Regions from separate parts of the Mus musculus genome. Here all the other regions are linked to region 1. A link is a loop called in an ENCODE intact Hi-C map of the cell type or tissue named here. Cell type or tissue: heart. All regions are shown on one strand. Each heading gives the region's core, and the rest is flanking DNA. Links, peaks and the distances in the headings are about the cores only. Region 1 has its middle 7.3 kb from the start of Gm39933. Region 2 overlaps Tmc2 (transmembrane channel-like gene family 2). Region 3 overlaps Snrpb (small nuclear ribonucleoprotein B).

The links. Hi-C counts contacts between places; a loop is a spot of excess contacts. Peaks named below come from ENCODE experiments on the same cell type or tissue, not always from the same donor. Only the 100,000 strongest peaks of a DNase experiment are listed, where the experiment ranks them.
Region 2: it touches region 1 in a loop (3.0-fold over the local background); 18 of 42 quality-filtered maps call a loop at or near these places.
Region 3: a loop joins it to region 1, with 8 times the contacts of the local background. A loop is called at or near these places in 13 of 42 quality-filtered maps.

The regions. Positions count from the first base shown.
Region 1 is chr2:129,898,794-129,909,730 of GRCm38, reverse strand. No RefSeq gene overlaps it. Among named protein-coding and RNA genes, the nearest start is that of Gm39933, 7.3 kb to the right of the region's middle. In heart, for the core only: a CTCF peak has its summit at 4,763 (motif pointing left); no DNase peak of the experiment used is centred there; H3K27ac peaks cover 1,597 bases.
Region 2 is chr2:130,241,945-130,252,881 of GRCm38, reverse strand. Tmc2 (transmembrane channel-like gene family 2) reads right to left here. Exons shown (of 20, transcript NM_138655.1): 13 at 9,739-9,888; 14 at 8,256-8,384; 15 at 4,900-4,967; 16 at 4,021-4,260. Among named protein-coding and RNA genes, the nearest start is that of Nop56, 27 kb to the left of the region's middle. In heart, for the core only: a CTCF peak has its summit at 5,740 (motif pointing right); no DNase peak of the experiment used is centred there.
Region 3 is chr2:130,163,201-130,174,137 of GRCm38, reverse strand. Snrpb (small nuclear ribonucleoprotein B) reads left to right here. Exons shown (of 7, transcript NM_009225.2): 4 at 379-531; 5 at 964-1,102; 6 at 1,410-1,535; 7 at 2,195-2,502. The coding sequence ends at 2,205. Among named protein-coding and RNA genes, the nearest start is that of Snrpb, 11 kb to the left of the region's middle. In heart, for the core only: CTCF peaks have their summits at 6,069 (motif pointing right) and 7,517 (motif pointing right); no DNase peak of the experiment used is centred there.

The DNA of each region.
Region 1 (10,937 bases), core at 1,464-9,463:
GTCGTTTCTTTCGGATAAAGCCTGAGCCCAGAGACCATACCCTTAATCACACACTAGGTTGCCAAGAGCAGGGGAACAAAAACAGACTGAGAGTGAGTGGACTCGGAATACCATAGAGATCTAATGTTGATCTCAAGGAGCCAGGATTGCAGCCCAGAACCCAGGGCAGAATGCTGTGCTTTTGAGCTACTGCTCTCTGCCCTTCGCGAGATGCACTCATGTTCTATGCCCTCCGCACACCGAAGCTGAAGCCATCGCCACCTGCGTGAGCCACCCTAACCAGGGGAGGAAACGCGCCAGCCACTAACACCTCCTTCACCCCTCTCCTGGACGCAAGTATTTCCCCACACCCGCAGCCTTTCGCACATCCCTCCCTCCTCAGCAAGCTATGGTGAACCCAAGCCTCAGTTGCCATGGTGAAGGATGCGTGAGGAGCCGGAAGAGGTGGGGCCATGACCAGGACCCTCGAAGGGTCAGTAAAGCCGGCTGAGATGCCTTTGAGTTGCCATGGTGATACAAGCTCCCTACAGGCGCGGGAAGGCGCTCTTGGGTAGCAGTCTGTTCTCTTAAAGAGGCAGAGAAACTTGGCTTAGTCCTGGGGTTGCCATGGTGATGCTAGAGTGGCGCCGAAAGAGGCAAGGTCCGCGGCCCGCAGGGTCGAGCACGCGCCGGGTTTGATATTCTGTTTACTGTTCCTGGGAAGGCTCCCGGCTTTATCATAATCCTACTAACGACAAAAAGTCTTGATGGGGCAGCGACTCTTCCTGGGCTCTGCCAATTCCAGATTGAATCGACCCGAAGCTGCACAGTCCTAGTTCACATCTCTTGTCAGTGCCGGGAAGTCTCCTGTTGCCATAGTGATGAGTGATCCAGCACCTTGTCCTTGCTTGTGAGTTGGAGAAGCCCAGGAAACCCTTATGCCGGCCCTGCCAACACCCTGGACCGGGCTTAAGGAAGACAATCTGCTGCTTCCCGGACCACTCATGACTTTACTCTGTCAGTGGATGTGCAATAGTGTAATAGGTGGACCGAACCCTGACACTGCGGAAATACTGACTGTTAAGGCCACTTAGTTTTATAGATATCCTACAGAGTATTTAATGTCTCCCAACTCTTGTTATTACATGTGGACCTAGTACTACTATTATATGTTGTGCCATTTTGTGGGTGTTTGGGGGTGTGCATATGCAATTTTCTTTTTAGAATAATTTTTCAAAACTAAAATTACTTTGTCAAAAGACAGATGCAGGGTTTTTTGCTGTTTTGAGACAAGATCTTACTGTGTAGCCCTGGCTAGCCTGGAATGTGCTATGTAGAATCCGCTGGCTTTGGACTCATAGAGATCTTCCTGCCTCTGCCTCTACAATGATGAGATTAAAGGAGTGAACCACCACAACAGACAATAAATGCAGTTTCAATATTTGTGGATATGGCTGAATTGTTCTCCAACGACATTAGCAAATTACATACCCTCCCAAACTAGAATCCAATACTTTGAGTTAGAATTATATAGTGATGAACTACTTGAAGTCTTTTCTAGAGCCAATGTTATTAGTACATTTAATGCTTTCTTTGATCAATTGTTATGCCACATTACACTATCCAATTCTATTTATTTCATAATAAAGATTTTGTAGGCTGAGTTACTTTGGCTTCTGTCATTAATTTTCTTGCTTCCATGTTATTGGAAACTAACAGACGAGGGGGTGATCCTGCCACTCAGAAGCTGGCCCTCCACAGCTGGGCCATGCTGTTCTCATCTTGCACAAAAAGAGCATTATAGAAGTCCATCTGTGGGAAAGCCTGCTTTGGGGACAAAGAAACAGAACAAGCCTATTTATAGTTTTGGCTAAGGCACAGACAGACAGACAGACAGACAGAATCTTGTCACTCACAAAATACCAAATATCTCCCCTACCTGGGAGAATTAATGACTGCTACTTCTGTTACAAGTTTCAATGTTATCTCGGTTCCAATTTGCTATAGATTTGGATTTATCGAGGTTCTCGTGGACATCCAATCTACAGCAAGCCTAGATTCCATAGACCCTTTCAATCCACCCAACCAAACTCAAACTCAGTAGTGCCACTAACACCACTAAGTGAAGGCACCACGCAGTTCTCTCCTGGTGTTCACTTTCTTCTAATATGAACAACTCCTTCAATGTCAGGTAAAGAGGTTTTGGTGGTATCATGGTTAGCAAAACTGCCTTCAGCTACACGGACCGTGTTCCTGGTGGGCTTTGGTTAGGAGATACTGGTACAAGTTCCATCTCCTGGGAAATTTTTGTAGGTCTAGAATCTGTGACTTGGCAGTCTTTTATAAATGTTTAATAAGACTAAATTTACATAGGCTGTTTTACACTGTATTGACTACTTCAGTCAGTTGGGGTTTCTCCCAGTTGGATTTTTGTTGTTGTTGTTGTTGCTGCTGCTGCTGCTGCTGTTGGGTTTGTTTCTCAATTTCCAGTAGAGGTTTTTTTTGTTTTGTTTATTGAGACAGCGTTCCTCTGTAGACCAGGCTGTTCTCAAGCAGAGATCCACTTGCCTCTGCCTCCCACGCTGGGATTCAAGGGGATTAAAGGCATGCACTACCACAGCCTGGCTCCAGTAGTGTTCTTAAAAGGTGACTCTACTGAGATAAAAACAAAAAGTTAGCAAACACAGTCTTTTTGACATTGTATCTATTCCCTTCAGGTGCTCAAGCATATGTGTGTGTGTGTGTGTGTGTGTGTGTGTGTGTGTGTGTGTGTGTGTGCTCGAGCGTGCAATGGTGCTCATGTCGAGATAGAGTCACTTGTGTCCTTCTACCTTATGGGCCTTGGTGACTGAACTCAGACCATCAGGCTTGACATCAAGTGCCTTTACCAACCAAGTGGTCTGGTTCAATGAGTTCTATGTCCTCAAATAGGCTTATGGTTTGAAGGAGAAATACTCCTGTCCTGTGTTTGAAGACTTGGTCTGCAGCCGGTGGTACTGTTTTGGAAGGTAATGAAAGCTTTAGGAGAGAGAGCCTTGGTAGAGGAAGAGAAGAGCTTGACTGAAGGGAGTTAGTCATGGGGTGGGGTCCTTGAGGATTCATAGTCTGGCCCCACTTCCTGGCTTCTCTGTTCATGAGATAATAGAGCCAGCTGCCTTCTGCTTCTGCCGCCAGACTGCCCCTGTATGATGGACTGTACTCTCAAACTGTAAGCCAAAAGAAACCTTTCCCTCCTGAAGTTGTTAAGTTTTTGTTCACAATAAGAAGAAAAGTAGCAAACGTTGTAACATAATCCAGTATGACCTGGGTGGAGACAGGGCTGATCTGCACAGGGATACACAGGAATAGTCGAAGGTTCAGTTACTCAGCCAGCAATACTCTCTGATGGCAGCCCAAGACTATCACAAACCCAATGTCCAGATAATAGGATACTTGGGAAATAGGTTATAGCGCAGTCATCCTATAGGAAACAGTGTTACTCCAAGATACACTCATACAAGTTCAAAACTTTGACATTGTGGAGAGCTTCATTTAATACTCTCTCCTTGATTTGTGAAAGTTACACTGCATTTACAAGTGCTGACACTGGGCTTTGGGAGGCTGCCATGATATTGCCTTCACAGTGGAGACAGGGCATTACTGGAGGCAAGCCTTCAGTGGGGCAGCAACTGCAGCCCCACAAATGCTGATCATTTATTTGTCTCTAGTATTTTAAATTATCTCAATTTCATAACTTTGAGATTCATATCAGTGAGTTTTGAGTTCTTGTAGTACCTGTGTACCATGACTTAACATAGTGACTATCTTCACAACAATTTTACCCTGCTGCCTGAGTTAAGTTTTTAAATTACTGTAATAAAAAGCAACTTATAGAAGAGTTTATTTGGTTTGTGGTTCCAGATGAATAGAATCCATGGTGGTAGAGGAAAGTAACTAAGACAAAGCTGAGTACAGTCAATCAAAATGTGTGTCACTTTGGGTTACTGAGCATGGTCAATCAAAATGTATGTCACTTTGGGTTGCTCAAAAGATAAGGTTGGGGGTGTAAAAATGCTCTGTATAGCTGAACTTGGGGCTTAGTGTTTTGAACTGATGTCCCTTGAGCCTGTTATATGGATACAATAAACTGCTTCCTGGCTTCCACCCTTGGGTGTCTCTCCTTGGTCTCAGCCTTTCTGTTGCACTAGCTAGGAAATGCAAGAGTGCTTTCATCTCCCACCCTGGGGTGCCGGCTTCATCTCCCCTGCACTGGGGTGCTGGCTTCCCTGGGCACAAGAACAGAGACTTGCCTGGCACCAACGGACCACTGAACATGTCGGAGATTGGCCATTCTGGGGTCTAGGGACATCTCTAAAAGTGGAATGGAGCCCAGCCCCAGGAAGTAGGTCAGGGAACCTCTCCCATTAGACTAGAAGAAGAAACTCGGTTCAATTGGTTTTGGATATCTGGTTAGCATTTCTTTGGATGGAAAGGACAATTGGTTGATTACCTTCTAAGAGTCCTTGAGCTGTGTAAATTTATCCGGGAAAACACGGCTCTCCAGTGACTTCTAGGCAGTAGGCAAGAGATTGTAGTCATATGGTTATGTGTGTCTGAATAAACTGAATGGCAGTATCTGATCTGGGGGGAACTTTTTCCCTCCCGGAGAATTCAGATCCAAGTTCGGGTTTATATGAACCTGCCATATGCCAAGAGGCTCCAGGATGAAGCAAATGAAGCCCTACCCAAATAGTCCTCACCCTTCTCTTTTCCCTCTTATGTGTGAGTGCCACCTACTGGGACCTAATGAGAGGACAACAGAATAACCCCACACTCTTAGACGAATGTCAAGAAAAGACGTTGGGGAAATGTAAGGTCGAATCAAACTGTCTCACACAACATTCTGGGCCTTCTGTAAGATAGGCTGTCCACCATCTGGGGTGGATGATTACTAAGGAGTCATTAAAAAGGAAAGAGCCAACAGAACGCTCAAAGTTGTCACAGTCGGTGCAGGCCTTCCTCATCAATGCTCCTATGTAGATGGATGACAAAATATGGCTTTCTCTAGTTCGTTCTCTCTCTCTCTCTCTCTGTCTCTGTCTCTCTCTGTCTTTCTCTCTGTCTCTCTCTTTTTCTCTCTCTCTCTCCCCCCACCTCCTTTTCTCTCCCGAAAGCCTATTTAAAGGGGAGCTTTAAAGTTATATTGGCCTGGGCAATGACTTCCTTAACTGCCCTTAGTGTACAAAACAACAACAACAACAACAAAGATAAAGATGAGAACAAAACCACAAAAGCTTAAGCTAAGTCATAAAAGGTTTAAGTAAATTATACAAGGTTTATAGAGTACAGGATTTAAGAATGATAGATGTTTAATGTTTAAGGTTTATTAAAATTCTTAAAGTTATAATGATCCGGTCATGGTAACAGATATTAGCTTTGTTAAACTTTGGCCACTTGGGAAAACTGAGCCAAAACAAACCAAGACTTCTTTAAATTCTGCGGATTGTTTTGTTTCCTATTCACTGAATGTTATACATACAGAGTTTAAAGCATAAGGCTGGTGATGCTGTTCTTCCGAGTGTTCAGCAAAGCTTGAAAGTCTACAGCAAAGAGGATAACAGGGTCTGAGAGGACATTCAATACCTTTGTCTTTGAGATTCATGGTGACCCAGGACTCAGGGGACAATGAGACACCTCTGATAAATTGCCTGTCCTTTTGATCAGAAAGGTCCTGTAGTCTCCAGAGATTAGATTCTAACCAATGTGCATCCTATGATATGGGAAGTCACTAGGGACCTCAGGCTGTGTGTGATACAATACTTAAGATGAGTATATGGGGGAGATACACCATTGCTATACAGATATGGGAGGAATATGTGACTCAACAATGAAAAAAGGGGAAATTAAAATAAAAAAAAACCCTAAAATATATACTGATGGTTCCGGACCAGGTCTTTGGATAGACAGGGATATCTCCACTCCCTGCTGCTACTGCTGATAATGTGGCTAAAATTATCTGTCTCCCTGCAAGTTACAAAAGGGAAAATGCTGTTACTGCCAAGGGTAACCACAGAGCAGACAGAGAAGCAAAAATAGCAACTTTAAAAAGTAGGTAGGGGGATGGAACCGCCGATATGACAAGCCACATTAACTCCCAGGCTATTAAGTAAATGGGACCCCAGTTACTCACAACAGGAAATGACTCTGCTGAAGACTGAAAATGGGAACTATTTGACCTTTAAAGATGAGAAGATAGCCATCTCTGTGGCCATGGCCCCTGCATTTGATAAACAGTCCCATCGGGCACTCACATCATCCTGGACAGCCCTGGAAAATGTGTTTGGCTGAAACTTTTACACTTCTTGGCTTTCCAGAATATCCCCATATATTAGACACACGTATGCATGTACATGCGCGCACGCGTGCGTACACACACACACACACACAGAGTCAGTCCCAGTCTGGGTCTAGAGTCCCAAAGGATTCCTAAGAGCTGCTGGTCTTCAATCTACATTGGAATCCTGAAGAAGCAGGTTATAGTACCAGCAAAGGAATTCCTGAGCAATAGGACAAATGAACTTGCCAACAGGAATAAGAGCAAGCAGGCAGGAAGTAAAAGCTTCCTTCTTCCATACGATGTGGCCCAGACTTAGGGTGGATCTTCCCATCTCAAATGATCCAATCATGAAAATCCCTGATAGGCACCCAGCTGCTTGAGTTTTAGTTGATTCCGGATGTAGTCATGTTGACAACCAAGATTAGCCATCACAAATCCATCCGTTTTCAATTTGACACAGTCACTTCTTTATGTCATCCTTAATTTACAAATGAAAACAATAACCAGATCATAATTTCATGGAACAGGATATAACCACCCCACATATGGCACAACATGCATGGCTAAGGAATTGGTCTGACTGAGGTGACAGCGAATGAAAAGACAACATATATACATACAGAAAAGGCTGGGATTGAGGGGGGTGTGCCCTGATGCAACTGCAGCAGCAGCAGCCCTGAAACTCAGTACACAGATTATATTCAACACAGTACATTTATTCTATACAACATAAAGGTATTGTATAGAGGTGGGTTAGCTAATCTTGGTTGGAAGCCTCTATAGAGGTGCAGTCTCAAGTTGCAATCTTGAGGAGGAGGAAGCTGCAGTTGATAATTTCTGTACACCCTGGTTTAGCTAATGGTTAGCCATTTGTCAGCATCCAGAGTTGGACCAGGGGAAGGCTTTGCCATTCCTCTGAATTTGATCCAGGCCAGGCTTTGCCATCCCCATGGATCCGAGGCATCGGGGTACTTGACAGAACATGCTCATATCAACAACATACATGCACTCAGGACTTTCACCTTTTCACAATCGTAAATGCATTATATATTTCTTCAAGGAATATATAATGTTCTTCAATGAATAGTTAGTATTTTAGTGTCCTATAACTTAGACATGATAATAGCCACAGATATTATTTCAATTGATGTTCCATGACATGAGAAAAATGAGTAAAGAAAATACAGTATTTCCTTAATATATGTGTATATGCACAAACACATCCTTAGCAAAGCAGGACAGAAACAATGCTTATTACAAACTGGTCATATCACCTTAGCTGGTATTTATAACCACCTTTCTCTATTATCCTTCATCTGCATGTATTTCTTTCATCTTCAGCAAGTACATCAGCAGGTCTTGGTTCTTTTCCTGAAGGAGTGAGACATACCTTCATTCTTGAAGAGTCTGGGACCTTTGTCATCTAGCCTGGATTAGGCTGAGTAGTTTCCCATTGACTTTAGTGGCAAGACATCTTAACAACAAGAGATGCCCTGAGTACTCAAGACACACTCTTCCTTACCTCTACTGTGAAGAACCAACTCAATTTTTTTCTTGGAAGTCTGGATCAATTGCTCCCCCTAACAGTGTTATTTCTTTTTTTATCCTGTTGGTTTAAAGGCATCAGGAGCCCAAAGTAGCCAGAAGGAAGTCTGAGCTTCCAGTTCAATGGAATATTTGTCATATTTCCTGGCAGGAGAGCTCCCCAGTCTGAAACCAAAATTTCTAGGCCAGCAGAACTTAAGATCATTGGAACAGGAAGCAAAACTTTTCCTGGGGGTCATTAGGGATTGTGAGTGGGATAATTCCCATTTCCACCCTTGGTTCCTGCCCCCATTAAGCCTGGCTATAGACACTCCATATATTGCACTCTGGAGAACCCCAACCCTGCCCTCCAGGCTACTGCCACCTAACTGGCACTGTAACTGTGTCTTCAAAAGGCCATGCCACTATATTATCAAGCAAACTGCTTCATTATGGAGAACCTGGTAAGCCCTATGGATTCCATGAGCATGACTCCACCATTGCACTTTAATGGCTCTGAAGTGAGTTCCCTGATATGCAATGATGTATGGAATACCATGGGGGTGAATAAAGCCCACAGATGGAAGTCTGGCAAAAGCATTATGATCAAGAAAGGCAAATCCATAATCATAGCAAACATCTATTTCAGGAAAGTGACAGGTTTTTCTTCCATAATGTGGTTCAACATAGTCAACCTGCCACTGGGTCACTGGCTAGTCATTCCTGAGAATGGTGCCATAATGGGGGCTCAGCGTTGGTCTCCACTGCTGGTAGATTTAGCACTTAGCAGCAACTATAGCCAGGTCAGCTTTAGTGAGGGGAAGTCCGTGTTGTAAAGCCCATACTTAATCTCTATCTCTGCCACCATGACCACTTTGTTCATGGGACCTTTGGGCAATGACAGGAATGACTGGGGAAAGAGGCTGACTGTTCAGAGAATGAGCCACCCTATCTACTTGATTATTGAACTCCTCTGTTGAAGTTACCTTTTAATGAGCATTTATATGGGACAAAAATGTCTTTAAATTCTTCAGAAATTTGAAGAAATGTATCCAAATAATTCTCCAAATGTCTTTCTCACCAAAATTTCCAATCATTCTCTTTCCAAGTTCTTGACTATTAACCCAGTCCATTGGCTACAGCAAACAAATTATTCATTATTCAGCAAACAAATGCATATCTAGCCATTTCTCCTTTATGATGGTTTGAATAAGATTGGCTACCATAGGCTCATATACTTAAATGCTTAGTCACCAGGAAGTGACACTATTTGAAAGAATTAGAAGGATTGGGAGGTGTGGCCTTGTTGGGGGATGTGTGATCCTAGGGGTCAGCTTTAAGGTTTCAAAACTCCATGCCAGGTCTAGGTTATCTCTCTCTCTCTTTGCCTAGGGATCTGGATGTAATTCTCTGGTACTGGGTCAGCATCAGCCTCATTCTGCCATACTCTCTGCCATGATGACAATGAACTAAACCTACGAAACAGTGAGCAAGCCTTCAATTAAATATTTTCCTTCATAAGAATTGCCTTGGTCATGATGTCCCTTCACAGCAATAGAACAGTAACAAAGTCATGCTTACAAGCAAAATTATATGACCATGTACACTGCCTGAAGTTCTACCCACCATGAAGGGCACTTTCCCTTTACCGGTGTCTTTCAAAGTCATTTGAGAAAAGGATGGTAATGCTGTAGCTGTCTACTTCTTGGTAGTGCCTGCATAGTGTGAACCACCAGTAAAGCAGGGTTTAGTGTTCTCTTCCTCAGTATCCTAGGACATACCCCATGAGGCTATATGTGTATGCTTAGGAGCAGATGACATCTTAGTAGGAGTTGAAACCAAAGGCATTTGGGCAACCTCTTTACATAACTTCCTTGTGCCTTCGGGACCTGCTCAGGTCTGATCACATATATACAATTTTCATTTGATAATGGATTTCTGATGTTCACATACTACTTTCTGGCTTGGTGGGTTATATAATACTCATGATGGGTAGCTCAGGTCACATGGTAACTTGGTGGCCCCGTTGTCATAATTCAGTTTCCACTAAGGCCCAATAGCTGGCCAAGAGCTGTCTCTCAAAAGGAGAATAATTTGTTTGCAGATGGTGGTAGATCCTTGCTCCAAAATCCCAATGGTCTTCTTTGTGATTTATCACCAGGGGACGGATAAAGGCTCCAAAAGTATCCTCAGCTATTACAAATACCTCAGGTACATTGGGTCTGATGGATTATATGGCCCAAGTAGAAGAGAAGCCTATTGGCAGCCTGGACCTGTTCAGGAGCCTTCTCCTGTTCTAGACCCAATTCAAAGATAGCAGCTTTCTGAGAGTCACTTGGTACATAGGCCAGAGTAACACACCCAAGAGGGCAATGTGCTGACTCCAGAATCCAGACAGGCCCACAAATCATTGTGCTTCTTTCTTAATAATAAAAGGGATCAGGTGCACTGATTTACCCTTTACATTGGAAGGAATATCTCTGTGTGCCGCACACTACTGCACTTAAAGAAATTTCACTTAAGGTCAAAAGTCCTTTAATTTGGCTTAGATTTATTTCCCTTTCTCTAGTGTACATATTCATTACCTACAAATTCATAGTGGCTGCTACCTCCTGCTCACTTAACCCAATCAACATAATGTCATCAATATAGTGTAACAGTGTGATATTTTGTGGAAGTGACAAATGATCAGTATCCCTTTAAGCTTAAGTTATGACACAGGGCTGGAGAGTTAACAAACTCTTGAGGTAAAATTGTAAAGGTATACTGCTGGCCCTGCCAGATGAAAGCAGATTGCTTCTGGGGGTCCTTGTGGACAGAAAAAGGCATTTGTTAGATCAGTAGCTGCATACCATATACCAGAAGATGTGTTAATGTGATAAGTAAGGACACCACATGTGGTACAGCAGCCACAATAAAAGTCACTTCTTAATTAGGTTTACCGTGGTCAACCGTCATTCTCCATGATCCATTGGTCTTCTTCACAGGCCAGTTAGAAGGGATAAAGGGAGATGTGGTAAGAACCACACCCTCTGTCTTTCAAGTCCTTCATGGTGGCCCATTCTGTATTTTCTCTGATGATGTGATATTTGGTTCACTGGTAGAGGCTGTTAGATTG
Region 2 (10,937 bases), core at 1,191-9,190, 340 kb before region 1:
CATAATAGCAGAGGATAAATATCTGCCTAGCTGATGAAGGCTTTTTGTAAATATAAAGGTGGTATGTCTTTTATCCAGGAACTAAGTGGTTAAAGGCAGGGTAGAAACCCTGGATTGGGTTTAAATATTATACAACACTATGAGTGAGAACTCGCTCACAATCATGATTGCTAGCCCAATGTCATGAGAGGATGGCCCTACTGCCATTTAATTGTTTCACCACCTTCTAAAGGTCAGGCTTTTCTCAAATTGACATAATGGCAGCTGAATTTCAACATTAGTTTCAGAGGCAACGAATTATGCTCCAGCCTAGAAACTTGCAAAGTTTAAAATATACACTATCAAGTTCCTTACAGACAAAGTTAGCTGATGATTAGTAGAGTGCCTCCCACATGATGGGGGTATTATAAGCACCTTATATCCCTCATCAGTGACTGTCACACAGTAGACTTTCAGAAAACTTTGGCTACCTCCAAATCACTACCTCTGTCTTCCCTGGCAACCATGTGGTTATTTGGGGCTCCTTGGCTCCTTTCTTCCTTTGTGTCTTCCTCCTGGTCAATTGCAAAGAATGCTGGCGCAATTTCAACAAATCCAGAAAGAGAGAGAGAGGGAGAGGGAGAGGGAGAGGGAGAGGGAGAGGGAGAGGGAGAGGGAGAGGGAGAGGGAGAGGGAGAGGGAGAGGGAGAGGGAGAGGGAGAGGGAGAGGGAGAGGGAAAGGATTAAATGAGAGCCAGCAGGTCTCCCTCACAAGTAGAAGAAAACAACAGACCTGAGCTGCAAACACAGACAAAGGATTTTGGGGCTAAAAGTGGAATTATCTAGGTTTTTGCAGTAAAATTCAGCTAATTTAAAGAGTATATCTAAGAGCCAACTCTCTAACTGACCAGTTTTGAACTCTGCCCAGGTTCATTTCCTAAAGGACGGGAATGATTGTGGGGCAGCGTGTCTCTCCTGTGACCAACACTGCAGCTCTCCCTGAAATTCCATGTGCTGTAGGATTGCCTTTACCCTTCTCTTAGAAATAAGGGAATTCATGAGTGAAGAATGAACAGGCATGAACACATCATGTTGTTCACATAAAAACCAGCAGCAGCATGCCTCAGAATTCCAGCTATCATAGATGGGTCTAAGTCTGCTGCAGACAACCACAGTCTTGGTTCACTGGCCGCAGGAAAAGCCAGAGCCCATAGTCAAACATTCCTAACTCCACCTTACTGTGTCCCTGAGTCACATACCTAGATATATACACAGCAAATACCTATGAACTGCTTTGGAGGAAACAGATCAAAGACTGGCCAAGATGTAGTCCGTGTCCACAGACTTATTCCGTGGCAAGATATAGAGTGTTTTAAAATTTTGAATGAATTTTTAATTGAAATTGGTATATGGTTTCAAATAAATCTTCAGATTTTTATGAGGATCTGAAAAGTTCATAGTGATGGGCCATATTGTTCATGGTGACAGCTGGCTGAGATGACCACCAACTGTCCTTGACCTGGGCAGAGCTCTGGCTTAACAGGGTCACTGAGATTCCTACTAAAGACCAACATGGTCCTTTAAGTACTTTACAGATAACATCAAACTAGATCCTCAGAACAACCCTATGAACTTAACGTCACCAGCATTCCCGTCCTTTAGGAAATGAACCTGGGAAGAGTTCAAAACTGGTCAGTTAGAGAGTTGGCTCTTAGATATACTCTTTAAATTAGCTGAATTTTACTGCAAAAACCTAGATAATTCCACTTTTAGCTGTGTAGGTAGGCTGTTTTCCACTTCAGCTACTCAGTCCTACTGCTGAAATGAAGAAGTACCCATGGAGTTTATGAAAGCACATCAACATGGCTGTGCTCCAATAAAGCTTTATTTACAAAGCCAGATTGTCTTTTGGATTTGTTCCGAAGGGCTTAGCTCGCCAAATCTCATTTGTGATTGTATGCTATGCACTGCTAATAATCATCACAAACATTCATGTTGCCTGCCAGGATCCTGAGACATTTAGTGTGGTCCAAACCCTAACTTCTTCCCTGTGCAACTGAATTTCTGTGAGTCGGCCGTCTACTTTGAACATTAACCATAAGGCAGCTGTTTTCTTCCAGACACTGAGTATAACACGGTGAGAAAGGAAGAAAACACCATCTCCTCATGGACCTTCTGTCCGTTGGGAGAATGTAATAAGATAAACAAGGCAGAGGCACAACATGTTTGTCTGTTTGTTTTTGAGATAGGGTTTGAATTTAAACCCAAGCTTCTCCACCTTAGCCTTCCGAGTGCTGGCTTATTGCCAGTGGCCATCATGTCCAAAAAAGAACACATGATGGGAGCCGGGCATGGTGGCACACGCCTTTAATCCCAGCACTCAGGAGGCAGAGGCAGGCGGATTTCTGAGTTCGAGGCCAGCCTGGTCTACAAAGTAAGTTCCAGGACAGCCAGGGCTATACAGAGAAACCCTGTCTGGAAAAACCAAAGAAAAACCAAACAACAACAACAACAACAACAAAACCAAAAACCAAAAAAAAAACAAAAACCAAAACCAAACAACAACAACAATACCCCCCCCCCCAAAAAAAAAAACCCCAAAACAAGAACACATGATGGGTAAATAGGATATAAACAGAAGTGTGTGTGTGTGTGTGTGTGTGTGTGCGCGCGTGCATGCAAACACAGGTGCATTTCAGCTGAGAACTCTAGCAAAGCTCTCACTGAGAAGTGGCCTTTGTTAGCTCAGCTTGGTGGAGATTATAACCATGTTTCTCCTATGAGTTTCAGGTTAGGTCTCTTTTCCTATGATCTGACAGAGGTTGCCAGGGACACCCAGGAAAGCAGATGTGGCAAAAGGGGACACATAAAGGAACAGGCACAACAAAGGCCAAGAAGTCATCTTTCCTGGGCCCAGGTGAGCACTGAGAGAGAGTGATGGGAGCACCTGCACCCAGGTGCTTACCAAGAAGCCAACTGAATCTTCCTTCATGCTGTTGTTCCCTCACTCTGGCATCTCTGCTCACCCACAGCTCTGTACCCTGACTGCTACCTTCTTTCCTCTGTGCAGACTCTTGTGTGGCTGGATCCTGCTCTGACAGAACACTCCACTGAATACCTCCTCTAGATATGCCAACCTCAAGCCCATCTTAAACGGGAGAGGAGACAACTGGCCTTCCCCACAGCACAGCACACTTCACACGCATGCGGGGCTGGCCCTAGAGTGGGTGAATGCACAGCTAGAGGGGACAGCTGCATTTGAGATTATGCAAGGCTCTTCTCACCTGCCTTACCCTGTTTCTGGTCTGTGACAGGTATTCAGCAAGGATGGGAACACTAGTTTATCCTTGAAAGCTGTTGTAAAATTCTCAAGGAGGACACAGAGAGGATTTCTAAATGAGACACCTGGTACAAGATAACATGCTCCAAATACCTATAGTCCTAGAACAACTTTTTTTTTTTTTTTTGAAGTAGAGGGATTTGTTTTCAGTGGGTCTAATATTTATAAAGATCGTAGGTACACATCATTGCTCAATCTACTTCCTTATATAACTACATCCAATCTCCCAAAGAACTTTCATTTATAACCAACCTTCAGTACTAGCAGAATTCTATAGAGTGTGGGGACCCGGTTGAGAGTCTCAGTCAAGACAAACTATTCCTGTTTCACATCTGGGTGGAGGTTAGACTATCTTCTATGATTTATCCTGTGCTAAGACAATCATATCAGACTATCTACTATTAAAAGGTTATACTTGTACCATCTAATATGGTAGTCAGCCACCTGTGGTTATTAAAATAAAAATTAATTACAATGAAAAAACAGGAGAAATTAGGTTTCCCAGTTCTTCATTTTGAGAATTCCATAGCCACAAGTAGCTGCCTGCTACCACATGGGGCATCTCCCTCCTTACAGAAAACTTACTGGATGGTTTTAGTGGTTCCCCTAAAGCCCCAGAGCCTCTCACAGGCTGGCATGACCCAGGACCTGTGGGTAGACTGCCTCAGGAGAAGAACTGTCCCCAGCAACAAAGAGCACACCTGAAGGGGCCACAGTCAAACGAGGGTGGGAGAGACATGACGGTGTAGGCCACAGGCAGGAGGCTGAGGAAGAGCACCAACAGCAGCAGGCCCATGTAGAAGTTGTTGGATCTGGAGGCTTTAAACACACGTTCGTGGGGAACGTTGCTGCTCATCACTGCCCAGCACTGGAAGTACATGGAGGTCAACAGGCGCAGGACATTGATGCCCACCAGTCCTGGAGCATAGAAGGAGCCCATCCTGAAAGGTCAGAGACAGGATACCTGGTTGACCTGGTAGCAGGCGAGGGAGGGCTAATAGAAGGTGATAGGACGGATGGGTGGATCAGGGGCGTGCAGTCAAGTTACTTTCCTGAAGGGCCCAAGAGCAGAGGCCTCCTGTTTAGCCAAGATATTTGCCATCAGGCTGGAGCCATCCAGTCCCCAAGAGAGGGAGATAACTCTGAGCACTCCTGGCTGGGACCCTGGCTAGGACTTTATCATTGCTTCCTATCGGCAGATCACATGGTCTCTGGCCTCCAGGAGCACCCCACCAGGCTGGTGTGGCTTACAGACAATCCTACAGACTCTGCGCAGCCTCCGGAGGAGGAAACTCCTTCCTTCCCTCTCACTTTCCTCTCCCCCATTTCCTCCGCCCTTCTGTTGCCCCCCAACCCCGTCCCCCGCTCTTCTCTCTCCATTCCTACTTTCTCTGCAACACACTGGTTACCTTTAGTTTTTCCGCTTCTCATCCTGTCCTGCTCTTTGGCTTTCTGATGAAAGCAGGAGCTGAGAGAGGCGAGGTGATTCGCTGGCCCCTCCCGGCTCACCGAGAGAAGTTGGATGCTCCAGTTCTTTGACTCCCCCATCATATGATCCTCAGGGGAAATAGGAAACTCACCAGATCATTCCTTGGTTGAAGATCAAACCCAACACATTTCCACTAATATCAAACTCGGCATATGAGGGCTGGAGAGAAAGGAAGGACAAGAGGGGAAGGGGGGACTGAGAGAGCAAGCGATCATTAGGTGACACCAGCTGGAGCCTGTCAAGTCAAGACAACTCACCCAAAATGCCTGCCTTGGGTTTCTTTCTTCCTGCTTTTTTTGTTTGTTTGTTTGTTAATCTTCAATAGTTTCACTATGTAGCTCAGGCTGGCCTCAAACTTATGGTGAGCCTTAGGTCTCAACTTCTCAAGCTCTGAGGTTAAAGCATCATACCCAATAGGTTCTGTTTAATAGGCTTTTGACATACATACGTTTGTTTGTTTGTTTATAGACAGGGTTCATGTAGCCCAGGATGCCCTCTAGCTTGTTATATAGCTAGAACTTCTGATTCTCTTGCCAACACCTCCCAAGTGCTGGGATTATAGGTGTGTGCTACCATACTTGGCTTAGGCAGTGCTGGGGATTGAACCCATGGCCTTTGGCATGCTGGGCAAGTATTCCACCAAATGACCTCTATCACCATCCTTGTTTTAAACTTTTTTGTTTGTTTGTTTTTGTTTTTCGAGACAGGGTTTCTCTGTGTAGCCTTGGCTGTCCTGGAACTCACTTTGTAGACCAGGCTGGCCTCGAACTCAGAAATCCGCCCGCCTCTGCCTCCCAAGTGCTGGGATTAAAGGCATGCGCCACCATGCCCGGCTTTGTTTTAAACTTTTAAAGAAAAGTTTTGAAGTTTTAATTAATTTTTATTTTATGGGTATAGATGTTTTGTCTGTGTCTGTGTACCACATATGTGTAGTGACCTAAAAAACCACAAGAGGGCATCAGATCCCTTGGAACGGACACTGTTAGCAGCTTTATAGGCTGGAAACTGAACCCAGGTTCCCTGCAAGAGCTCTTAACTGCTAAGCCGGCTCCTTGGCCCCCAGAGTTTTGAAGTTATTAAAACTGAAGCTGCTGGGTGTGGTGGTGCACGCCTTTAATCCCAGCACTTGGGAGGCAGAGGCAGGCAGATTTCTGAGTTCGAGGCCAGCCTGATCTACAAAGTGAGTTCTAGGACAGCCAGGGCTACACAGAGAAACCCTGTCTCGAAAAACCAAAAAAACAAAACAAAAACAAAAACAAAACAAAACAAAACAAAACCCCCCCCAAAACAAAAAACAAACAAAAAACCTGAAGCTTTTGAGGACAACGATGACGACAACAACAACCTGAAATTGTATCTACCTCTTCAGGCTGAAGCCTGACTCTCTGTTTTGGAAAGGAATTCAGCTCCTAAGGAAACATTTCATCAGTTTTAATCAGAAATGCAACTTAAGATTATAACCAAGGGAAAGATGTCCTCTCCCCATCTACAGCTCATTTAGAAAAAGTAATTTAAAAAGCATTTTATTTATTTATATTGCCTGCATGTATGCCTGTACAACATGTGTAGGCCTGATGCCCTCAGAAGCCAGAAGCAGGTGTCAGATCCCCTGGGACTGGAGTTACAGAGAGCTGTGAGCTACCATGTGGGTTCTGGGAATTGAACCCAGGAACCCAGGTCCTCTGGAAAAGTAGCCAGTGCTCTTACCAGCGAGCTATCTTTCCAGCCCCTACAGCTCATCTTTGGATAATGCTTTTCCTTACTGACTTGAAACAACATTTTTATGATAAATGGCCTTCCCCCATAGCTTCTATCAGTGTCTGTGCTTTGCATTCTGCTGCTTTAGCAAGGACGTGTATTCCAGTGCCAGCTTTAGTTATTACAGTGTCATCATTCTCTCTCTGTTTGGAACAGGGTCTCACTATATAACCCAAGCTAGCTTTAAGTTCCCGATCTTCTGACTTCTTCTTTTGTATGTATGTATACGCGAGTGTGATGTTTGCGTGTGCACACATGTGCACACCCATGTGTTGCATATTTATTCCTTTGAGACAAGGGCTTTCAGGGAGGCTGAAGCTAGGCTGGCAGTCAGCAAGCCCTAGCAATCCACAGTGTTGGGGTGACAGTGTACATGTGACCCTGTCTGCCTTTCTACATGGGCGCTGGAATCTGAATGGGGTGGGTCCTGTGTATGCAGCAAGTGCTCTTACCCACTGAACCACCATCTTTCCAACTGCCAAGCCTGGCTTCATATTATACCCTATTAGAGGGATGGTTTCTTTCTAAAGAGCTTTCCTATACATTCACATGCTTATTTTTGAGCAGATTTTCCTATAACTTTGCAATCTTGTGGAACTTAGAAATTAATTTGAAGACAGCAACACTGTCTTCCTATCAAAGATGTCATCACTTTTTAGGTCACCACTCTTTCACTATTGTTCTCAGGCACAGTCACAGGGTTTGTTGGTGCTGACGAGGGGTTGAATAGTATTATTTAAAACATATGCCAGAAGCCTGTACTGTGGCCCATAGGTGTCAGGCACCATGCTACAGGCCAGGGTGAGGGCTACATAAGTAATCAAGATGTGGAGTCTTTCGCCAGACGCTCAGTTAAGGAGACGTCCTTTTCCCAACTTGACTACTGAGAAGAACAGTGTGGTGTTGTGGCCCTCACTGGGCCAGCCTGAGGCTCCCGGAATTCATAGAAAGCCACCATAGTGAGAGAATGGCATGTGCTTGAGATGAGCATTTCACCAGGCAGTGTGGGGAAGAGGGGGTCTCGGGGAGGCGATAAGAGTCAGAGAGGCTTCTCAAAGCATAATTAGAAGAAGTCAGGGAAACGGCATCAGGTTCGTGGTTGTTCAGAGATTTCTAGAATGTTTATGTATCTTAAGATTTCGGCCTTTCTCATAGAAGTCAGGTAGTTCTCCATTGGCCCGCTCTGCATTGAAAAATATAAAAAAGCTTTCCCCAAAGCTGAATGCTTCTATTTTCTTTTTAAAAAAATTTAAGAACTCTTTTTATTTTAGTGCTTTATGTGTATTGTGTTTTGCCCACATGTATATCTGTGTACCACACAAGTGCCTGATGCCCAGGGAGGCAAGAACGGAGTGTTAGATATCTTAAAATTGGAGTAGTTGTGAGTTACCAAGTGGGTGATATGAATGGAGCCTGGTTCTCTGGAAGAAGAGCCAGTGCTCTTAACCACTGAGCTATCTCCTCAGCCTCCACGCCTCCATTTTCTGGATGAAGGTCACAGTGGCAAAGGCTGGAGTTGCTTTGGTGAATGCAAAGTGGACTCTTAAGTAAATATGATTAAACACTTCACCGAATGGTGACTTGCTTTAAGCATCCTCAGACATGAAATGCACAAGAGTGTATCTGAGTAGCAATATCAGAGAGGGTGGTGCTAGCACCTTAGTGAAGAACATAGGAGGAAGAGCTTACAAAACCAGCCTCGAGGTCCCAACACCAGCAGTGATTCATGAACCGGACAAAACAAGCTCGGAGGAAATCTCCGACCAAGATGGTGAGGTATGTTACCAGCATGTCAGACACGGTGAGCCTCATAAACTCCTGCAGGGAGGAACACGGGAAGATAGAAGTGGCCAGTTGGGAACTTGCCCACTTCCCTCAAACAATCATAGCTACATAATTCTCCCTCCCATTCACCTGAATCCATCCCTGTGGCCCGCTTCTTCCTGGCAGAGAGAGGACCTCAGACTTTGGAGAAAGTGTAATTTAAACCTCCACTCTATAAGTCACTAATTAATTAAATAACTTCAGAATACTATCTGAACTTTGAGTAGTCAGTAATAGCATGTTTGCTGAGTTATTGGAAGCCTTTCTGTCAAGTATGCAAATTGCCTGCTTTATTATCATTGACCAGTGCCCCATACTTATCATTGCCAGAATCTCTGGGCTCATTTTTTGCTTTTCCCATCTGCTCTGATATCCTGATTGTCCCCACTAGGACTGAATGTGACCATCAGTTACTTTGGCCAATACTTCCTACTAATCAATAATTTTTCTTGATTTATAGAGAAAATAAACCAAAGAGCCACATAGCAGAAACAAAAGAACAAGGTTTTCTCCATTTACATAGGGCATAAAGAACTGGTTGGTTTTTGTTTTTTGTTTGTTTGTTTGTTTTTTAATGGAAAGGAGCTGATAGGCCTCTGTATGTAGCAGTTTCCTAGGAGACCAAAACATTCCAACCAGCAATGAAGTTTCTTAAATGAGAAGGTAAACAATTCAAAGTAGGTTCAGGAAGTTCCTGAAACCTACCAAATTCACTGGGCTTCTCCTTCCCAGGGAAAGCTATAAAGACTGTTCAGAGTCACTCTTAAAGGAGGTGAGCTACAAAGAAGACCCCAAGTCCAGCTGCTGCCCATAGGAGGCTTACACCAACTGAAGCAAATGGAAAGGATTTCTTCAACTTGTTGAACTGCTTACAGGCTGTGTAGTGGGCTCCAGGTTCCCAGCTTTAATGAGCTGTCAACCATGCTAGGGTGAGCCTTGGTGATGCCCCTGACTTGACTCATTTCTGCTCCTGTAAGTAACCCTCACTGACACTCCTGTAAGAGACCTTCATAAAACTCATTGGTTCACCAGTTGGACTTTTGGTGGTGTTTATATTTGATCTGCTCTGAGCACACTATCTGGGGTGAGTAGCCATGTGTGTCACATCTCCTTAGGAAAAGTCTTGTCACTCAACAACTTCATCACAAGTTTAAAGACAGCAGATACATGTGAAGTTCCAGGAAGTACAGAGCCTGCTCTATATTCAACTTGGACCTTCCAAGGTGATTAGGAAATGCCTACTTGATGGACATTTGAGTTTTCAGGATTATTTCCCAAATGGAAAGACAAAAAAGGGACAACAAAAAACAGAACAAGGATCACCTTTTCAGAGAGCACAACTACTCACAATGCCCACAGCTGTCTCCCAGCAAGAACCTCTGGGCACATCTGCAGGGTGTGGTGGTGGCCGGGGCACACTCTCATTCCCACCTGAGGAATTGTAATAGTTAAACAGGGTCCAGTGAGTGATGTTCTTGATTTTTTCCTCATTAGAAAGCTGGAAGAAAAAATGACAATCTGAAGTTGGATGGAACTGGAGGTAGTTTAGCTGTTTCCATGGGAACAAGTAAAACTATCTCCCTGCTATCTGGCCTCCACCTTATCACTGGACAGTCTTCTCAGAAAAGAACTTCTCAGGCTTTCAATCCACCAGAGGGTGCAATGGGCTAAAGTCCCTTGATCCTTTCCATAAAGTTTTCTCCCTAAGTTAGCATCCACTTACCCACCCATCCATCCATTCATTTTGAGAATTCAGGGTCTAATCTGTACAGACAAGTCAGTGGTGACACAAGAGTGCCCAAAAGGGTTTTCTCTCAGGAAGTTCATAATCTAGTAAGTAACAGAGCAGAACAGTCAGAAAACAAAGTGAGATGAGCTGTGGGAACTGTCTCTGGGGACTGAGGCATACCCTCATCAGACCATGGGGAGCTTAGAGGAATCCTTTGAGGCAGTGACCTCTGGAACTGGCCAGCTACTTTCAGAGAAGGTCAAGTGATATCTATATCCCAGAGTAAAATATAAGGCTTAGGAGTGTGGAGCAGTTTCTTAAGGAAGCCAAAATGGCTAGAAGGATTATGGACCAGTGCTGATCACTTGCCTTTTTAGAACCTTCCAAGACCTTTCTGTATCCTGCAGAATAATAATGAGGTAGTAATGAGATGAAGGAGTAAGGAAGACTCATCTGTCTCTCCAGTTTTCCCTTCTCTGTGTTCTCCAACTATCCTGCCATTCCCTGTTGGCATCTACTCTTCCTGATGCTTTTTCAGTGTCTGCTGAGACTCCCCAAGCTGAGGATTTGAGATGCCCTGAGCTCTGACTCACTGCCTACGACTTGCCCCCACTGAAGCATATTTCACAGTGTGTTGTATTGAATGAGTCTGTTTCCTGACCCTGAGCATGAAGCTGTTTGGAACAGGACTGTGTCTAATTCCCTGCTGTACCCCAGGGCCTAATTTGCAGGTGCCCCATACACATTTGACAAGCACTGATAAGCAGTTTGGCCAACTGTGACACATCACATCAGTGGACAATTATTTGGCTATTGAC
Region 3 (10,937 bases), core at 1,803-9,802, 260 kb before region 1:
TAAACTCTACAGTGCAGCTTTTCTCATTGGTAAATGTGTATAAGAGGTATTATTTGGCCACTGTCACTTATGTATGTGTCTGTGGCCAGCTCAAGTTCTGTGTTTACAAATAGAGTCTTGAGCTCTGACTCCGGCTTTTATTCTCATGGGAATGAATGCAGGTATTGAGTGACAGGCTTCTCTAGATTTAAGATCTAGTTTTTTAAGGGTTGATAGGTTTCTTGGTTTTGCATGGAGGAGGAATGATGTTAAGGTTATACAGTTAGTGCTGTTTATATGCCTTATAGATCTGAGAGGTTTAGGCAGTGCTATTCCAAAGATGTACTTAGAATTCTTGAAGACACTGAGCATTACAGCATCTTTCTTTCTCTTTTTCAGACTGGCATTGCCCGAGTGCCACTTGCTGGAGCTGCTGGGGGGCCAGGCATCGGCAGGGCTGCTGGCAGAGGAATCCCGGCTGGTGTTCCTATGCCCCAGGCTCCTGCAGGACTTGCTGGGCCAGTCCGAGGTGTTGGAGGGCCATCCCAACAGGTGAGGTATTGGAGGAAGATACTAGTTTCTGGTAGCCAAAAGGATAAGGGCAAACCCACAGCTTGGGGAAGAGTCCAGAATGACCAGTCTCGTGGATGGCACGATTATCAGTTATTGCTATATGAAGAGATGTACAAAAGGTATTCTGGTCAACTGAAATTAGGAGAATGTTCCCGTGACATTTCTTTTTCCATGTCACCAGTTTTAATTAAAAGTACAAGTGCTTTTCCCAAGTTGGATTGGGAATCCTTAATATTAATATCAGGCCAAGAGACTGGACATTGAGCACTCAGGCTTCCTGATACATAAGACTTGTACATGGAAAGTAATGGCATGAGCTGTAGCTCTAGGACTTGATGATGCTCAGTGCAGTTTGGGAGAAGAGTAGGAAGCTGCACTGAAGATTGCTTTCATTCCTCTATATTTCCTTAGGTGATGACCCCACAAGGAAGAGGCACTGTTGCAGCTGCTGCCGCTGCAGCCACAGCCAGTATTGCAGGAGCCCCAACTCAGTACCCACCTGGTCGTGGGGGTCCTCCTCCACCTATGGGCCGAGGAGCCCCTCCTCCAGGTGAGTATCGTCATCAAAGGACACTAGCACTAATTAGTCACACAATGCCTTAGCTGGATTCATGATGAAATAGATCCTTGACTGAAGCTGATGATGCGTCTGTGTAATTAAGCAGGATTACTCTGAGATCCAGCCTGGCTGACTGAACTGGGAACTAGCTGGACAAGAGCCATTAGGAACTCCACTCTGGCTCAAGGGCCATTTTGCTTGTGAGGCTGAGAGGATGGACTAGACCTTCTGACTTGGTAGACAGCTTTGTATGTTTCCTTCCATCTTTTAGAAGGTCACCTGAGCTCTTCTCTTCCAGGTATGATGGGCCCACCTCCTGGCATGCGGCCTCCCATGGGTCCCCCAATGGGGCTCCCTCCTGGCCGAGGAACTCCAATGGGCATGCCCCCTCCTGGCATGCGGCCTCCTCCTCCAGGCATGCGAGGTAAGTGCCTAAAACACTGAGTTTGGCTGCTTTTCCTAGAATTTACTAGGGCAGGAACTGGAGGTTTGCTTTAGACCACATCCATTTTGGGGCCTCAAATTCAGGGAAGTGAGCTCTTGGAGGATAGCTATGTCCTGAAAGTATCGAGGAGAGGTAAGCATTTAACTGGTTGGCTTTGTTTCCAGAACAGAGATGTGTTCATGGCTCACCCCAGATGAAGGTGTCTGAGATCACAGTAGAGACTGTCTGATGCCCTTGACTAATTTAGGAGTATCTCTTTTGCTGGTCATGGTGGCCTATGCTTTTAATTCCAAGACTCAGGAGGCAGATAGATCTCTGATTTTGAGGTCAGCCAGGTTGTGAGACTTTCTCACCCCCTCCCCCCAAAAAAAGAAAGCCCAGAGGGCATCTTGACTACCAGCCCTGTGTTCTTTCTATGAAGTCTTCATAGTAGATCTTAAGATAAGTAGTGGTCAAATTTTATTACTTTTATGTCTCTGATTTTTGCATTTGTAGTTTTTTTAGACGTAGCTTCAGGAATGTCTCCAAATAGCTCTCTATGTTCCTGTAGTCACTTGATAGCTACTTACAGAGTCGGGAAGTTGGGGGCTTGAGTTATAGATCAGGCACTGACTAAAAACTTGTTTCTCTTGCTTTAGGTCTGCTTTGATCTTCACACAGCATTATGTCAGTAGCTCAGAGGCGATGTGGACCCTGTTCCCCAGGGTCAGGTTACCACAGACCTGTTTGTTTGTTATGCAGTTCATGGAGTCTCCCTGGATTGTCTGGTTTCCCTTTCAGGGCTCCCTCCCTGGGAAATGTGCCCTCCAAGGCCCTAGACTCATCTTGGTTCTCCTCAGCTCCTTGCCTGTTTCCTTCCCAAAAGGCTGTATGTACATAGTCCTTTTTCTCTGTGGCCTATGAAGCTGGTTTATAATAAACTAAGAGACTGTTATACATACAGTTGATATATTCATTTGTCTTCTGAGTGCCTAATAGTTAGAAAAGGTTACCTTGGAAATTTAAATCCTACTTTTAGCTGTTTCCCACTAGTATATTACTGTTGGGACTAAAAAAATTACTAAGAAAAGGTGAATCAGTATGAAGCTTTTTGCCTACCAAATGTAAAGATCAGTTTGATGAAATAAATATCATCCCTTGGGTATGAAACAAACACTAAAAGTGAAAATGCTCTTGAGGGGTTGCGGGTAGCTTCCGTTTAACTTTGTCTCAGGGCCGCACAGCATATACTGTAACCAGACTTGTTTGTAATGGGATTGCCAGTTTGTTTGGATGAAGAGATAGTGAGCAGCATTAAGTCTTGGTACTTAGTGCATCAAGACTAGTGGTGAACCATGGAGGTGTTTGGTTTCTTGGCATGCAGTGGTAGTTCTGAAGTCACATTAGCAGGGGTGAAGAGTCAGTGATCAGTCCCATTATCCTTTCATGATCAAACTGGGAACAGAAGGAAATTCTGAATAATAAAAATCCCTCAGCTAAGGCTGGGGGATGTGGCTTAATGATGGAATGTTTGTCCAATATGTGCAAAGCTAGATTTGATTCCCTGCACTGTCAGGGTGGGGAGTGGCTGCACAGCCAACATGAAGCTGCTGCTGTGGCTGTTCACTGGGTGCTGGAAGCTGTAGTTAGGGCAGTGGGAAGAAGACGTGTGGCTAGGAGAGTAAGGAACTGCAGATGATAGGATTGTGTGTCCAGGAAGGTGCAAGTCCATAGGCAGCCAGTGAGTGAACACATTGAGCAAAGTTGTAGGGTAGAAATGGATACAAGTTTATACCAGTGTCAGTCTGGAAAGGAAACTAATAGTTGGGATAGTGAATTGAGTTCTCTAGAACAGAGCTTACAAAATGAATTATAGAAGGGGTTTATTAGATTGGCTTATAGACTGTTGTCCAACTGCTCCAACAACGGCTGTCTATCCATAGAAAGTCCAAGAATCCAGTAGTTTAGTCCACAAGGCTGGATGTCTGTTTTCAGTATTCACCACAATCCCAAGGAAGTGGCTCTCTTGCCAGCAAGAGTAAGAAGGCAAAGGGCAAGTTTCTGTTTTTCATGTGCTTTATATAGGTTGTCAGCAGAAGGCCCAGATTACAGATGGATCTTTCCACCTCAAAAGATCTGGATTAAAAGTGGGTCTTCCCAGGTCAAGTGATTTTATTAAGAAAAAAAATGCCTCAGGTGCACCCAGTTTTTAGTTAATTGTAAATTTAGTCAAGTTGACAACTAAGGTTAGTGATCACAGATAGCAACCAGAAGAATAGGCATCAAAGAGGTCTAAGGTTTCTGAAAATGAAAAATTGTGAAAGGAAATGAGGAAAGATGGGTTGGAACATGATTATTAAGCGAGTTATACCACTTAAGTGAGTTTGATTCTCCTAAGTCTAGTGGAATAGTTAAAAGAAACATGCTAATTTTGTGTACCACAGGGAGTCTTGAACAGCCACAATTTTCAAAGTAAGATGTTTAAGGTCTAGGTAGCTGTCAAAGCTGTGGTAGAGTACAATAGCTGCATCTAGGCATGGGCTGAATAGAGATGGGAATTGAGAGACGCCCTGGACTATGGAGGTAAGCTTGAAGGTAATTAAAAAAAGCATCTCAAACAGGTAATGTTGAGACAGGAATGACCACAGACCTCTACTGCACTCCATTCTCCTCACTCGACAATCTAGAAAAGGTAAAAAGATAGACTGAGTATAAGGAATACAAACCATTATTCACTATTTATGATGGTGGGTTTTTAGGTTTGACACTGAAAGCGTAAGCAACAACAACAACAACAAAAGTTGCCAGGGACTTCATCAGAATTGTGAAATTTAGTGTACCAAAGGATGAAGGGAAAAATATTTGCAAAACCAGTGACTTGAAGGAAAATGGAGTCCCAGCATCCAGTGCTTGCCACTTCTCTGGGTGTTCGTTCCTTTTTGTTGTGTTTTTATATACTCAAAAATATTTTTTTTTATATTAAGATAATTTATGTGGGAGTATCTTGGCGGGTGTATGTTCCTAAGTATACTCTCCCTGCCCAGTTTCTCCAGAGGTTATATTAAGATAATTTATGTGGGAGTATCTTGGCGGGTGTATGTTACTAAGTATACTCTCCCTGCCCAGTTTCTCCAGAGGCCAGACCAGGTGCCATATCCCTTTGTGAGTCACTGTCGATGTTAGGAACAGAGCCTAACTCCTTTGCAGGAGCAGCCAGTGCTGTTAACGCTGCACCGTGTCTTTAGCCTAGCCTTTAATTATTTAAAATTAAATGTAGTGTGTATATGTGAAAGTGTGAACCGTGGTGTGCACATGGAGGTCAGAGAACAACTTGTGGGGGTTGTTTCATTCCTTGGTCTTAAAGGGTCATCTGGCCAGCACTTTTACCTGTTGAACCATCTTAGCAGCCCAGAAAGAGCTTCTCTTTGTTGCAGTCTTGGAGATTGAACCTGAAGACCTTGGCCATGGTTGGTAATTGCTCTACTGCCGAAGCCATGTCCTCAGCCCTCTTTATTTTGAGACGGTGTCTAAGTTGCCCACTTTAGCTTTAAATTTACTTAAATTCAGACAGACCTTAAGTTTAGTCCCCACTTGCCAATTCCCGAGTAGCTGGAATTACAGGCTTGCGCTGTCAAAAACATCTCAGATCTTTATATATAAACATGATGAGTGAAGTACCACTATTAACCAGTTCTCTGTGACTGGACAGTTAACTTATTTTTTTTTCACTAACAATGAGATGGCTTTAGCTAATTAAATGGAATTTGAGTCAAAGGATGTAAACATTTTAATTATCAAGAAAGTTGATTAAAGTTAATTTCCTTGAAAGTGAGTCCATTTGCCCTGTTACATTGTTAGACACAACTGACAGTTTACTAGGTCCTCCTTAGAATTGGCAGTTATCAAGGAAAAAGTCTACTATGGCAGTTGGTATGCAAAATTATATATGTATTGTTTCTCTTTTGCACTGTGAAGTTAATGTCATCGATTGTGTTGAGGAAAGGTTTGCGGAGATAATCACCTATGCTGACGAGTCTTTATAATGATTGCCACTGGTCCTCTAAGGAGGACCTAGTAAACTGTCAGTTGTGTCTAACATGTAACAGGGCAAATGGACTCACTTTCAAGGAAATTAACTTTAATCAACTTTCTTGATAATTAAAATGTAGACCAGGAGTGGGAACACTTTGGGAAATTCATATTCTTGATTTCTTTTTAATAACCACAAATCAGGTAGTCATGACTTAGAGTATATGGAAATACTTTTCTTTGGATTTTCCAAATTATTAGCAGTATTTCTGATTTAAAGTCTGGTGTTAGAAGTAAGGAAATTGCTGAGTCCAGGCGCACCTACCAGTAATCTATCTCAGGAATGAGTTGCTTATGGGAAGAGCCTGCTTTGAGAGGAACAAAATGAAAGGGGAAATTTACACTGAATATCATTTGGAGCCTTTTAAATATGTACATTACCAAGTTTTGAGAATCAGATGCATTTAAAATGATGAACTTGGAAAGTCCAGATCCACCAGGAGGCAGCATTGCACCACTCTGTGAAGAAGACTTGGACCTCGAGTGTGGGCCTGGATGCCAGGACTTGGAGTTTGTGTCTGTCTCCATTTCTCTCTTCGTCTTTTTTTCCCCTCCACTTTCCTTATAACACTTTTTCCCTTGCTTTAGGAGTCAGATCTGTAGCTTTAGACTTAGCTATGGAGTTGTTTACTCTTGTGTATGTTATATCTTTCTTTCTGTTTAATAAACCAATGTTTAGCTGGGCATCAAAAGAGAAACAAGTGCATTGCCAGAATTCCTTACTAAGGGCTCTAAGCTTTACTTACAGAGTGGGTTGGACTAACAGACTGAGAGTCAGTTTTAGGTGGGGGATTTTTTAGTAAAGTTGAGCATACACATATTCTATGATTTAGCATTTTCATACTAAAATATATGCCTGATAGAAAAATGTTGACATAGTCTCAAAAAGACAGACATGAGAATACATGCAAAGCCGTATTCATAAATTGGACACTACCTAAATACATATCAACATTAAATTAGACAACTTGTATATTTGTACAGTGGAGCATCTTACACCGTGGGTCTGCAGCAACACATGGCAGTTTGAATCTTCTCTACAAGTTGTCAAGTAACAAATGTCAAAGTTCAAAGTCAAAACATATGAACAATGTATAAGAACTAACTTCTGTGACGGAGGAGCCGGACTGGATAACTTGACACAGCACTTGCAGGGGGCTGGTGATGCTTTATTCTTGATCTGAGTCCCGGTTCCCCTTGTGTGTGTGTGTAGGGGGGAGGGAGTGGGAGAAGGGGAGGGGGAGGAGGAAGGAGGAGGGGAGGGAGCGGGGGTGGGGTGGGGTGGGGAGAGTTGGTTTCAGGGTAGCCTCAAGCTCATCTTCCTGTCTCAGCATCCTGAGTGCTGCATATTTCTGACATGAATAAATTTCTGTGTGTACATAAGCCCTAAAGGGATTGAAGAGCCAAGAGATCTTGGGGGCAATCTAAAGAGGAGTGCCATCATGGGAAGTGTGTTGCTGTCCAGATGATAGTGGCTGGTATTTGTCCGCTCTTGCTATGTGCTCCTAATGTAAAGCAGTGCATGTATATTTATTGAGCACCTACTGTGTGCTAGACACCATTCGTTTCTAGGCAACTCTGCTGGGTCCACAAGAACGAACAGAACAGAACAAGCTCCTGTCCCGGAGGAGCCTGCATTTTAGTGGAAAGTGAACGGATATGCAAATGAGCGATGCTGAGTAATGGTAATCACTGGAGGAGATGGACTGTCTGGGATACCGTTCTGCTTCATTATAGTCGACTGGAAACAAGATGAACAGGTGCCTGTAGGAAGCTAGAGAGCTTTCACTCAATACAGAGGTGCTGGTCTTGCTGTATAAAACAGCTGGAAGGTTTCCTGTCAGCTCCAAATCCACTCTCCCCTTTTTTCTTCTCAAGACAGTTGTTTAGGTTTGTCAGTAGAGGGTGCTGGAGAGACATTGTCAGAAGAGACTGTCCCTTTGCAGCCTGGGTGATTTCTCTGACACCAAAACTTGGCAGGAAAAGGGGCTTTTGTGATGCACAGCGGGCACTGGCACTAGGCAGCTTCCTCTGGCACACTTGGGGGGGTGGTGTCATGGGGTCTGAGGGAGGAGGTTCCTCAGTAGTGCTTTCCTCTGGCAGATGTGTAGCAAGTTCTGATAATGAGATGCCCAGTGGCTTCTATACTGAGCCACAGCCTCCTTGTCCAGCCTGGCCTGGCTCTCAGGCTTGGTGGTGATGGTGGACAGGGGAATATGCCCTTCCTTGGACACTGTCTCAGCCATAGACATAATAGCTGCTCTAGAAATCTGCACTTTCGCTCTTCGCTGGTGCTATTTCTTACTAACGAATCACCACATAGCTCCTGTGTCCCGAGGACACATGGCTGATGCAGGAGTAAAATGAGAACCACAGCTGAAGTCAGAGGAGCCAGGGAACCAAGAGTGGCACTTGCTTTCACTGGGAGTGGGATGGGTACCTGTGAGATAGAGTGTCCTAAGAAGGGATTGGGGAGGCTGAGAGACACAGGAAGGTCCATTGACAAGGTCCCTGCAAAATTCCTAGCAAGATGATGGTATGGGTCCCCGTGGAGGTGGTGATGATGTGAGCAGGGTCTGCTTGTCTGTGATTAGAATTTGCGGTTGGAATTATTGAGGTGAAGAAAAAATAGGGACAGTAAAAACTCAAGGCTTTTCACCTTAGCAGATGGAAGAACAGAGTTTCCATTTGTATTTAGTTGGGATAGGGACAATTCTGAGATTCAGTTTTGGGTAGATATAGGGTTTTCATCTTAAAATAGATTGACCTAGGAGCTTTGGAATTTTTTTTTTTTCTATTGTATAAAAACTGTGTGTTTGGTAAAAATGACTCTTTGGATTTCAAATTTTGACCTGCTCCTAGTCTAGTGTGTGAAGTGTTGACAGCAGCTCTCAGCCTCCATCAGCGGCACAGTCACCAGGGCAAATAACCACGGGGCAGCCCACTGTGCTGCATGTCTGCGCTTTGGAGGTTAGGGCAGTAAATGTCTTCAACTTCTGAAACAAATTGAAGCAGCGTTGGAGTTTACTAATGAATAGTTCTAGACAGATTTAAAAATGAGTATACACAGGTCAAGAGCATCATCATCTGGTGATATTTTTGCAGTGAGTTGCTTGGGTTGTGACTGCAAAACAACTTGAGGGGGCATTGACCTACATTCCACATACTAGACTGGGGAGCATCCATTTAAGGATTCCTGTTTGACTTTAGTAAAAACAATGAAAATGAAGGGTGGCTTGGGCTAGAACTGAGGTCTCTTCTGTAGACTGAGCATCGGCTGTGAGGAGAACAGGACACACAGCACATGGCATGTTCAAGGCTGGTAAGATAAAACTAGAGAAGCCCGTGTCACAGCTAGCCTAAGGTTTCCATACTAGCTGGGACAACTAGATAGACCAGTCAGCAATCTCAAAGAGCTGGAAGATGAAAGCCAAAGAAATGCTTGTATATACTGGGGATAAAGGGAGCTTCATCCAGCTCTACTGCAGGGATGCATTCTTTAGCCCAGAGAGCTCGATAAGGCTGTGAGCAGCCTTGAGTCTCTTGGTATACCAGTTGGCTACTCCTCCTTCAGTAATGTGAGGTCTTGAAAGTAAGAAGGAAGGATGATGTCAGCTTGGAAACAGCCTGAGCTTTTAACGTGTTCTTGAGACCTAGCAAAGGATGTGGGATTTACTGGCTCTCTTCAATTATACGCTTGCCTATATAAGTTATCATCTCGGGCATCTTTGTCAGAGCAACAGAAAACCGATCGGCAGCAATCAATACACAAGTCTTTTAGTGGCTCAAGATTTTAGATTTAGCAGACATAGACTTCAGTTATTATGAGTGTGTTGATCTGTCAAAACTGTAGTCAAAACCACAGTGCTACACACGTCCTTCAAAAACACACATGGGACATTCTTGAGGATAGATCATGCTGGGCAGTAAAATAAATCCCAATTACTTTTTAAAAGTAAGATTGTTGTTTTGAAATGACAGTATATTCACATGTAGCTCAAACCAAACCAAACCAAACCAAACCAAACCAAACCAAACCAAACCAAACCAAACCAAACCAAACCAAACCAAACAGTACAGGGAGATCCCCTGTATCCTGTACATGGCTTGGCTCAGTGGTAACATCTTAATGCTGTAGGCCCATATTACAGCTAAGATTTCTGTTTGATGTGGTCATGACAGAATAGTCCTAGGAGCCTCCTCTATAGCCACACACACTCCTCCCACTGTGTCATAGATGCTGGGCAACTGGAATCTGTTTCCATCCCTGTTATTTTTTCATCTTAAGACTGTTTTAAATGGTATCATAAAGCCTTTAGAATTGTTTTAGGTAGGCTCTCAAATCCTCCAGGTGGCCTTGAACTCGATATGTAGCCATGACCATGTAGCTGCCATTTTCCAAATGCTAGGATTACAAGCATGTATCACCACATCCAGCTTATGCAGGGCTAGAGACACAGGGATTTGTGCATGCTAGGTAAGTACTCTGTCAACTAAATGACAGCCTCAGCTCTAAGACTACCTTTTAAAATAAAAATTAACATAATTCTATAGCATTCTTTCGGGTGTTATTGATGTCAATAGTTCCTTTTCAAGACTGAGTAGTATTCCACAGTGTGGGTACACTACAAGTAGTTTATGTACTTACCACATACTTAAATACTTGAAGGACAGACATGTAAATTGTTATTCTAGTTGAGAGTTATTATGAATAAAGCTGCTGTAAGCATCCACATACAGATTTTTGTGTGAACACCATTTCACATTAAATAAACAGAATTACAATAGTTGGGAATTGGTTTCAATGCTTTGTCTTAGTTTGGTCCCCAAAGCCACGCTCTAGTCCTGAGGGACCCTGCCCCCAGCTGGCTTTGATTGGTAATAAAGAATTGCTGTACAGCCAATGGCTGGGCAGGGAGACAGAGGCAGGACTTTTAGATTTCGTGGGCCAGGGAAGAGAGAGGAGAGACAGAGAATCACCACGATGGGGAAGCAGAAAGATGAAACTTAAAGTCCCACTGGCATGTAAGAATCTGGGAAAGTGGCCCCTAGGGTCTGGGGTAGCTGAGGGGAAATATAGATTTTAAAAGATGCTAACTCAGGAATACCAGAGGGGGGTGTTTGCTAGCTTTGGGGAGGTTTAGAAGTGCTTAGCCATTGAACTAGTCAAGGCATATCAAAATTAGCTGGCATGCACCTGAGTGTGTGTGTGTGTGTGTGTGTGTGTGTAAGCCCACGCTTGGGTGTGATCCTCAACCATTCTTCATCTTGCCTTTCAGTCAGGGTCTCTCTGAACCTGGAGCTCAGCCATTT